Linked DNA regions of Homo sapiens: region 2 is linked to region 1. Evidence: chromatin loops called from intact Hi-C (ENCODE). Cell type or tissue: dorsolateral prefrontal cortex. All regions are shown on one strand.

Region 1 (4,000 bases):
CCCTCTGCTCCAACCCTGACACTTCCCAGGGGCACTCAGGGACCGCCAAGCCCTCCCGCGGCCACAGCGCCACGCAGGCCCCAACTCTGACCTCTCTAACCAGCGCTCCCACTTTCCTCCTCCTCCTCCTGCTCTTCCTCCTCCTCCTCACCAGACATGTGCAGTCACTGAGCCCCTCGCCCCTTCCATTCGCCACTACTGCCCCAGCAACCCTTCCCCAGATGACCGAGATGACCACGGTGACCTCCCCACAGATCTCCTTCCTCCCTCTTCCCCCCCCTCCTCATGGCTCCAATCCAACATCCACTGGAACCATGAGCTTCTGGCAATGCCACGTCACCCTGGCTAGCCCCTGTCTTAAACCCTTCAGGGTTCTTCAGAACTCTCAGGACAGAGCTCAGACTTCTGGGTTCTCAGTATATGGTTTTGGGTCTCCTGTCCCACAGCTTCTCCTCTGGAACATAAGCTTTGCAGGGGCAGGGAACGCACCCACCTTGCTCTCTGTCCAGAACCCGGTGCAGGGTCAGCGGTCTGAAAGGCGTGTGAGTGGATAAACTCAGTCCTTTCTGCCCCAGCCTCTCATCTGACTCACCATTCCCTCTGTCTGGTGAGAAAACTCCCCACCCTTCTTCGCTTTGCTAACTCCTTGTTGGCCTTCAAAACTCAGCTCTAGGGACACTTTCTTTTTTTTCTTCTTTTTTTTTTTTTCTTTTGAGACGGAGTCTCTCTGTTGTCGCCCGGGCTGGAGTGCAATGGCACAATCTCAGCTCACTGCAACTTCCGCCTCCCGGGTTCAAGCGATTCTCCTGCCTCAGCCTCCCAAGTAGCTGGGATTATAGGTGTCTGCCGCCACGCCTGGCTAATTTTTTGGTATTTTTAGTAGAGACGGGGTTTCAACATGTTGGTCAGGCTCGTCTTGAACTCCTGACCTCAGGTGATCCGCCCACCTTGGCCTCCCAAAGTGCTGGGATTACAGGCATGAGCCACCGTGCCCGGCCTCTAGGGACGCTTTCTTCTAGAAGCTTCCCTTAATGAAATGACCTGTGTAACCTAACGTGTTGAGCATCTCATGAGAGTCAGGCAGTGTGCTGAGGTGTTGGGTGCTGTTTCAAATAACTCAGAGCCTGGATCTACCCAGGCCCTCTAATTCGAATGAGTTCCCCTGATTTGGAAGTTCAGGATGTGGATCCTCAGGCAGGTGTCTTGACAAAAACTCTCCAGGTGATTTTGCTGCACCCCTGCCGCCTGTGTCCCGAGAAGAGCCAATCTAGGAGTTGGAAGACCCACTGCCCTCTGAGCGCTGGCTGTGCCAGGCACATGTGAGATGCAGTGCTCAGCTCGCCTCTGACCCGCACACCCCATGCGGTGATAGGTGCCATTATTATTCCCATTTTATAAGATGAAAAAACTGGAGCTTAAAGGAGTTACTTGCTCCATGTCACGCAGCTGGGAAGGCACAGAGCCTTGTGCAGCAAGAAGGGATCTCAGGGCCCATTGAACCCAGGGATTCCCCACCACGCTGTATGAGAATCACCTGGGGAGCTTTGAAAGCACTCCACCTGGAGCTTCTGATTCAGCCCACACTGATATTCTTTCCCCCCCGGGGAGTCTCATGCTCTGGCAGAAATGAGAGTCGTTGACTCATCCAACACAGTGGTTTTACAAGTAGGGAAACTGAGGCTGAGAGAGTCCAACTGGCTTGTTCAAGTCACACAGAGTTCTCGATGGAACAAGGATTCAGATGGAGGTCCTTGTGGCACCCCATCCAATGTTCTTTCCAACGTACCAATGTTTTCCCAGTACCATTACTCCTTTCAGAGAGGCTAGAGGAGGCTTCCCTAACCAAAGCCATAGAAACCCAAGCCATGGCCAAGTTTCAAGGAAATGTGACCCCAGGCAGGGATCGCTGAAAAGCAGTTCCACCCAGCCTGGCATGAGGAATCACCACCCTAGCCTAGAAGAAAACAAGAAGGCTTTCTCCAGGAGGAAGCAAACCCAAACTACTCTCCAGTGCCATCTAGTGACAGAGAGAGGGGCCACCAGAGCTTTTCGCAGCCCGAAAGGACAGAACTGTCACAAATCCACACCAATGGAGCGTTGGAGATGTCTGGGAGGCAGCAGGACATGGAGGAGAGTCCTCAGATCAGAGGTTCCAGGGGATAGAGATGGTCAGAGAATTGTCACCAAGGAGGTGGGACTTGAAAGGTAGGAATTCACATTAAAGTATTTTACTGAGAAAGAGTTAGGTGTGGTGATTCCTCAAAAAATTAAACACAGAATTACCGTGTAATCCAGCAATCCCACTTTGGTAAATGCCCCAAAGAATTGAAAGCAGGGACTCCAACAGCTATTTGCTCATCCGTGTTTAGAGCAGCAGTCTTCACAACAGCCAAAAGCTGGAAGCAACCCTAGCGTCCATCTATAGATGAATGGGTAAACAAAATGAGGTCTATCCACACAATAGAATATTATCCAGCCCTAAAAAGGAGGGAAATTCTCACCTTTGCTTTGACATGGGCGAACCTAGAGGACATTATGCTAAGTGAAATAAGCCAGTCATAAAACGACAAATACTGTATGATTTTACTTACATCAGGTGCTGTGGTTTCAATGTGTTTCCCAAAAAGTATATGTTGGAAACTTAATCCCCAGTGCAGCAGTGTTGGGAGGTGGGGCTGCCTGATGGGAGGTGATTAGATCATGAGGTCCCTGCCCTCACAAATACATTCATGAAGATATTCATGAATGGATAATGTTATCGTGGGAGTGGGTTTCTTATAAAAGAATGAGTCCAGCTTGCTCGTTCTTTCTCTCTCTCCCCCCACCTTCTCTCTCTCTCTCCCCCCACCTTCTCTCTCTCTTTCTCTCTCTCTCACCTTTCTGCCTTCTGTCATGAGATAACACAGAAAGAAGGTGATATGGTTTGGCTGTGTCCCCACTCAAGTATCATCTTGAATTGTAGCTCCCACAATTCCCATGTGTTGTCGAGGGACCCACTGGGAGGTCATTGAATCATGGGGTGGGTCTTTCCCATGCTGTTCTTGTGACAGTGGATAAGTCTCACGAGATCTGATGGTTTTATAAGGGCGAGTTTCCCTGCACAAGCTCTCTCTTTGCCTGCTGCCATCCGGGTAAGATGTGACTTGCTCCTCCTTGCCTTCCGCCCTGATTGTGAGGCCTCCCCAGCCATGTGGAACTGTGAGTCCATTAAACCTTTTTCCTGTATAAATTACCCAGTCTTGGATATGTCTTTACTAGCAGTGTGAAAACGGACTAATACGAAAAGCATTAGCCAGATGCCAACACCTTGATCTTGGACTTCCCAGGCTCCATAACTGTGAGGATATAAATTTATGTTCTTTCCCTCTTGTTGCCCAGGCTGGAATGCAATGGCACAGTCTCGGCTCACTTCAACCTTCGCCTCCTAGGTTCAAGTGATTCTCCTGCCTCAGTCTCCTGAGTAGCTGGGATTACTCGTGCCACCATGCCCGGCTAATTTGTGTGTGTGTGTGTGTGTGTGTGTGTGTGTGTGTGTGTGTGTGTGTGTGTATGTAATTTTAGTAGAGACAGGGTTTCACCATGTTGACCAGGCTGGTCTCAAACTCCTGACCTCAGGTGATCCACTTGCCTCAGCCTCCCAAAGTGCTGGAATTACAGGTGTGAGCCACCACACCCGGCCAAATTTACGTTCTTAATAAATTACCTAATCTACGCTATTGTGTTATATGTTATAGCAGCACAAAACACACTAAGACATGAAGTACCTAGAATAGTCAAATTCATAGAGACAGAAAGTAGCATTGAGGTTTACCAGGGGCTGGGGAAGGAGTGGGTAGAGAGTTTCAGTCTGAAAGATGAAAAAGCTCTGGAGATGGGTGGTGGTGATGGTTGCCCAACAATGTGAATGTACTTACGTCCCTGAACTGTGCACTTTAAAATGCTTAAAATGGTGAATTTTGGCCGGGCGTGGTGGCTCACGCCTGTAATCCCAGCCCTTTGG
Region 2 (4,000 bases), 86 kb before region 1:
CCCGCAGGGCCCGGCTCTCCCTGCCGCCTCCGAGAACCCGGCTCTTTCTTTCCAGGAAAGGGGAGGGGTGGGGAACTTTGAGAACTGGAGACAGACCCCTCTGGGAGTCTGAGCGTGCGTCGCCCAGGCTGGCACTTTTTAGGGCGCCGCCAAAGTGCCCAGCCACCCTCCCGCCCCATCCCAGGGGGGGCCGCGATCCCATCGCTTACTTGTTTGTCGCTGAGCGCGGCGATCCGCGGCTGCCTTTCGTGGAGCTGCTTCTTGAGGTCGCCGTTCTGCGGAAACACGGAGGAGCGGGCTCAGGCAGGCCACCCGGGGTCAGGTGCACCCCAGCACCGCGGGCCGCGGCACCCCCCGCCCGGAGCCCCACGGGCGGGGCCGGCCGCAGCGCACCCCAAGTTTCCCGGGCCGCGTCCTGCACGCGCGGCGGCCGGGCAGTGCCGCGCGGGGCCGCTTACCTGTGGCTGCCGCCTCATCGGGGCAGCTCGCGGGGCGGGGCGGGGGCCGAGGCCACCCGGCGGCGCGCCCCGAGCCGTGCAAGTTTGCAGGCCGGGGTGCGTGTGCGAGTGAGTGTGAGTGTGAGTGTGTGCCGGGGGAGGGGGGAGGAACAAAGAGCCAAGTAAACACGGCGAGTCCGTGTCGAGCAAAGCTCATAAATATTCAAGTCGCGTCCTAATCTCCCCAACACACACACGCGCACGCCGAGCCCCGCTCAGGCTCCGGCCGCCACGCCGCCGCTCGCCAGCAGCGATCGCCAAAACTACTTCTGCACACCGGGCAGGTTCGCCCGGGGCGCGGGGGCCCGAGGGGAGGCCGGAAGGGGGCCTATTCGCACTCCCCTCCCCGGGACCGGCTCACGAAGGGGCCCCCTCCAGGCACCCTCCCAGTCATGCAGACCCTACATCGCTTAAGAGAAGACTCCAGGCTCGGGTCCCACGCGTCCTCGATCCCGCAAACTGTGCAGGACAGCGCCAGGGGCAGGCGGAGGGGAGCCCAGAAGGGGGTCCGCGCGTGTGCTCACTCCCTCGCCCCCCGCCCCCGGGCAGGCTCCAGCCTGGAAGACCCAGAGACCCGGAAGAGAGGATGCTGGGCTCGGGTCCCCCGACCCCCTCACCCCGCAACACACTCCCCGGCCCCGGGCCCGGCCCCCGGCCACCTACCTGGTGGCGCGCGAGTTCCACGGCGAGCGCCTCGGGCCGGCTCTGCAGCTCCATCCCGGCAACTTGGGCAGCACTTTGCGCTCACTTTGGCCCGGGCTCCCGGGAAGTTGCGCGGCTCCGCGGGGGCCAGAGCGGGCGCGGGCGGACGCGGCCTCCGGGCTGGGTTGGGGGGGACACGAGCCCCCTCCCCCACGGCCGAAAGGGAAGGGGGCTGGCGAAGGGGAAGACAGGCTTCCGGGCGCCGCGGCGCCGAGCCCTCGGCTGCCCCAACTCCTCAGGCTGCCCGGCAAGTTGCGCCGGGTCCCCGGGCTGCCGGCGCGGCCCGGAGCATGGCCCCCCCGGCGCCGGGAGCCCCGCGCAGCCCCGCGCGCGCCCGCCCAGCCGCCGCCGCCGCCGCCTCCTCCCGCGCGAGCCTCCCGCGGGCAGGGACTATATTTCCTCCGGCGCGCGCGCCTGGATCTCGTTGGGCCTCGGCAAAGTTGTGCCTCGGCACGATGCTAATTCGGCAGTGCCCGGATGGAGCGGGCCGGGGCGGCGGGGGGCGGTGCCGGGACCCTCAGCCCGCCGCGCCCCGCCCCCGCCCCGCCCGCGCCTGCGCACTGCCGCCCCGCCGCGGCCCGGCACCCCGAGCGGAGAACAAAAGTGGCGGTGGACGGGGACGCACGGTCGCCGGCTCCGGGGACTGCTCGGGCCGGGCGCTCGGAGAGGACGACTGCGGAGTCATCCTCTCCGTCCCCGGGCCAACCCGGGGAACGCGGCGCCCCCACCCCCTGCGCCGTGTAACGCCGGGATCAGGACACTTTCCGCTGGGAGGCTGCGAGTCCGTGTTTCCATTTCTCCTCACCCTGGTCCTCGGCTCCCTCCTTTCCCCCCTCCTCCGCCTCCCTCTGATATTTTATTTAAATTCTTCCGTCCCCTCCTGTCCATACCAGCGCCGCGACTTGGGGGATTAAATTAGTCGCGTCGCCACATTCCCCCGCCGCCTGATGGCCTCCGTGTTGTTTAAACAGCAAGAAAATTGATCTCTTGGCTCTTCCTTTAATGATTTTTTTTTACACGATTAAACTCTCAACAGATGTCACTGGACATTTTAAGACTCTTGTTAAGAGTCGTAAACAGGCCCGGTCAATGCGACCTAAAACAATTATAATTACAGCTGCGGAGGTCGCGTTTCAGAACCCCCAGCCGCGCAGCCAGGAGGTTAATGTCCCAGAGTCACTGTCACCACCTCGGGGCTGCCATCTTCATTCAGGTCGGAGTGCCGGGTGCCCTGTTGGCAGCAAACTGGCACGTTTGAAACACGCTGGGGAGAAAGGGTGCAATCATATGTCAAAGTAAACGTTTAAGCTGTTAAGTCGTTTTAACTTCAGATTCCTCTCCGGCAGCACAAAAAATACCCAAGCAAGCACCATCAGCAAATGTCCCTTTCAACATATGCCAACAGGTCACACATTGCTTTTGTTGGCAGAAGTTATTGGAATTCCCCCTTTTCTTTCTTTTCTTTTTTTTTTTTTTTTCAAGTGAGGACCCCAGTGTTGTTCTGCTCTCTGTTAGGGAATTTGTAATAAATTACGTGTTTGGGACCCCCAAACACAGATGGCCCCTCATCCCACAACCCAGCACCTCGCCTTCAGAGCACGACAGAGTGAGACTTAGGATATGAGTAACTATGCAAAAAGCAGAGGGGCATGTAGATGACCCTTACTTTAACCCAAATTAGTTAACAGAAACTTGCAAACAGCGCTTTAAGACTCCATAGGAGGCCGGCCGGGGGCGGTGGCTCACACCTGTAATCCCAGTACTTTGGGAGGCCGAAGTGGGCAGATCACGAGGTCAGGAGTTCGAGACCAGCCTGCCCAACATGGTCTCGACTAAAAATACAAAAAATTAGGCATGGTGGCGCAAGCCTGTAATCCCAGCTACTCGGGAGGCTGAGGCAGGAGAGTTGCTTCAACCCAGGAGGCAGAGGTTGCAGTGAGCCGAGATTGCACCACAGCACTCCAGTCTGGGCAACAGAGCAAGACTCTGTCTCAGAAAAAACAAACAAACAAACAGAAAAGACTCAACAGGAGGAGCCACTACCCTCCGGCCAGCATCTGCCTGAATCTGTGTGGGCCGAAGATGACCTGAATAACCTCTGTTGATTTAATTACGTAGGTTAAATATGTGGGTTACGGTAAGGATCATATACATGCCCCTCTGTTTTTTGCATAGTTACTTACTGTGTGAGTCTCATTCTGTCGTGCAGGCTAATGTGCAGTGGTGAAATCATAGCTCACCACTGCCTCCACCTCACCTGCTCAAGCAATCCTCCCACCTCAGCCTCCCAAGTAGCTGGGACCACAGTCACACCATAAGCCAACACTGGTTAATGTGGATGCAAAACTAGCCCGTGTTTGAAGTGGTCGTGATTCCTTTGGTTTTGCCCCAAGCAGGGAGAAGCAAGGTTCCTCAAATGCAAAACAAAGAGGCTGACTCAGGGTGCCCCAATAGGTACCCACTCCTCCCACTTCTGGGTTTAGCCCGGGTCAGGGTGGTGGCCTCCCTCCTTAGTGCTTTTGCTGGGCTGAACACCAGCCCAGGAAAGTGGACTGCCCTGGAGACCCATGCTTGGAGAGCCAGAGAGAAAGTGTGCAGAAAGAGGATTCCTACTGTAATCTCTGTAAATGCCACTGGCTTCTTGGTAAAAATTCAGAGTAATTTTATCAGCCACGTAGGGTAATTAAATCAACAGAGGATATTCAGGTCATCTTCAGTCCACACAGTCTCAGGCTGATGCTGGCCAGAGGATAGTGGCTCCGACTGTGGAATCTTAAAGCACTGTTTAAGTGCATGGTGTA

Evidence for each region. Peaks named below come from ENCODE experiments on the same cell type or tissue, not always from the same donor. Only the 100,000 strongest peaks of a DNase experiment are listed, where the experiment ranks them.
Region 2: it touches region 1 in a loop (2.3-fold over the local background); 3 of 110 quality-filtered maps call a loop at or near these places.

The regions. Positions count from the first base shown.
Region 1 is chr22:45,094,438-45,098,437 of GRCh38, forward strand. No RefSeq gene overlaps it. Among named protein-coding and RNA genes, the nearest start is that of NUP50-DT, 67 kb to the right of the region's middle. In dorsolateral prefrontal cortex, CTCF peaks have their summits at 2,011 (motif pointing left) and 2,210; a DNase peak (open chromatin) is centred at 2,024.
Region 2 is chr22:45,008,336-45,012,335 of GRCh38, forward strand. PHF21B (PHD finger protein 21B) reads right to left here and starts at 1,670. Exons shown (of 13, transcript NM_138415.5): 1 at 1,161-1,670; 2 at 210-275. The coding sequence starts at 1,214. RefSeq lists an enhancer at 49-650. In dorsolateral prefrontal cortex, no CTCF peak of the experiment used is centred here; DNase peaks (open chromatin) are centred at 245, 641, 1,686 and 2,388; H3K4me3 peaks cover 2,606 bases; H3K27ac peaks cover 2,035 bases; H3K27me3 peaks cover 1,218 bases.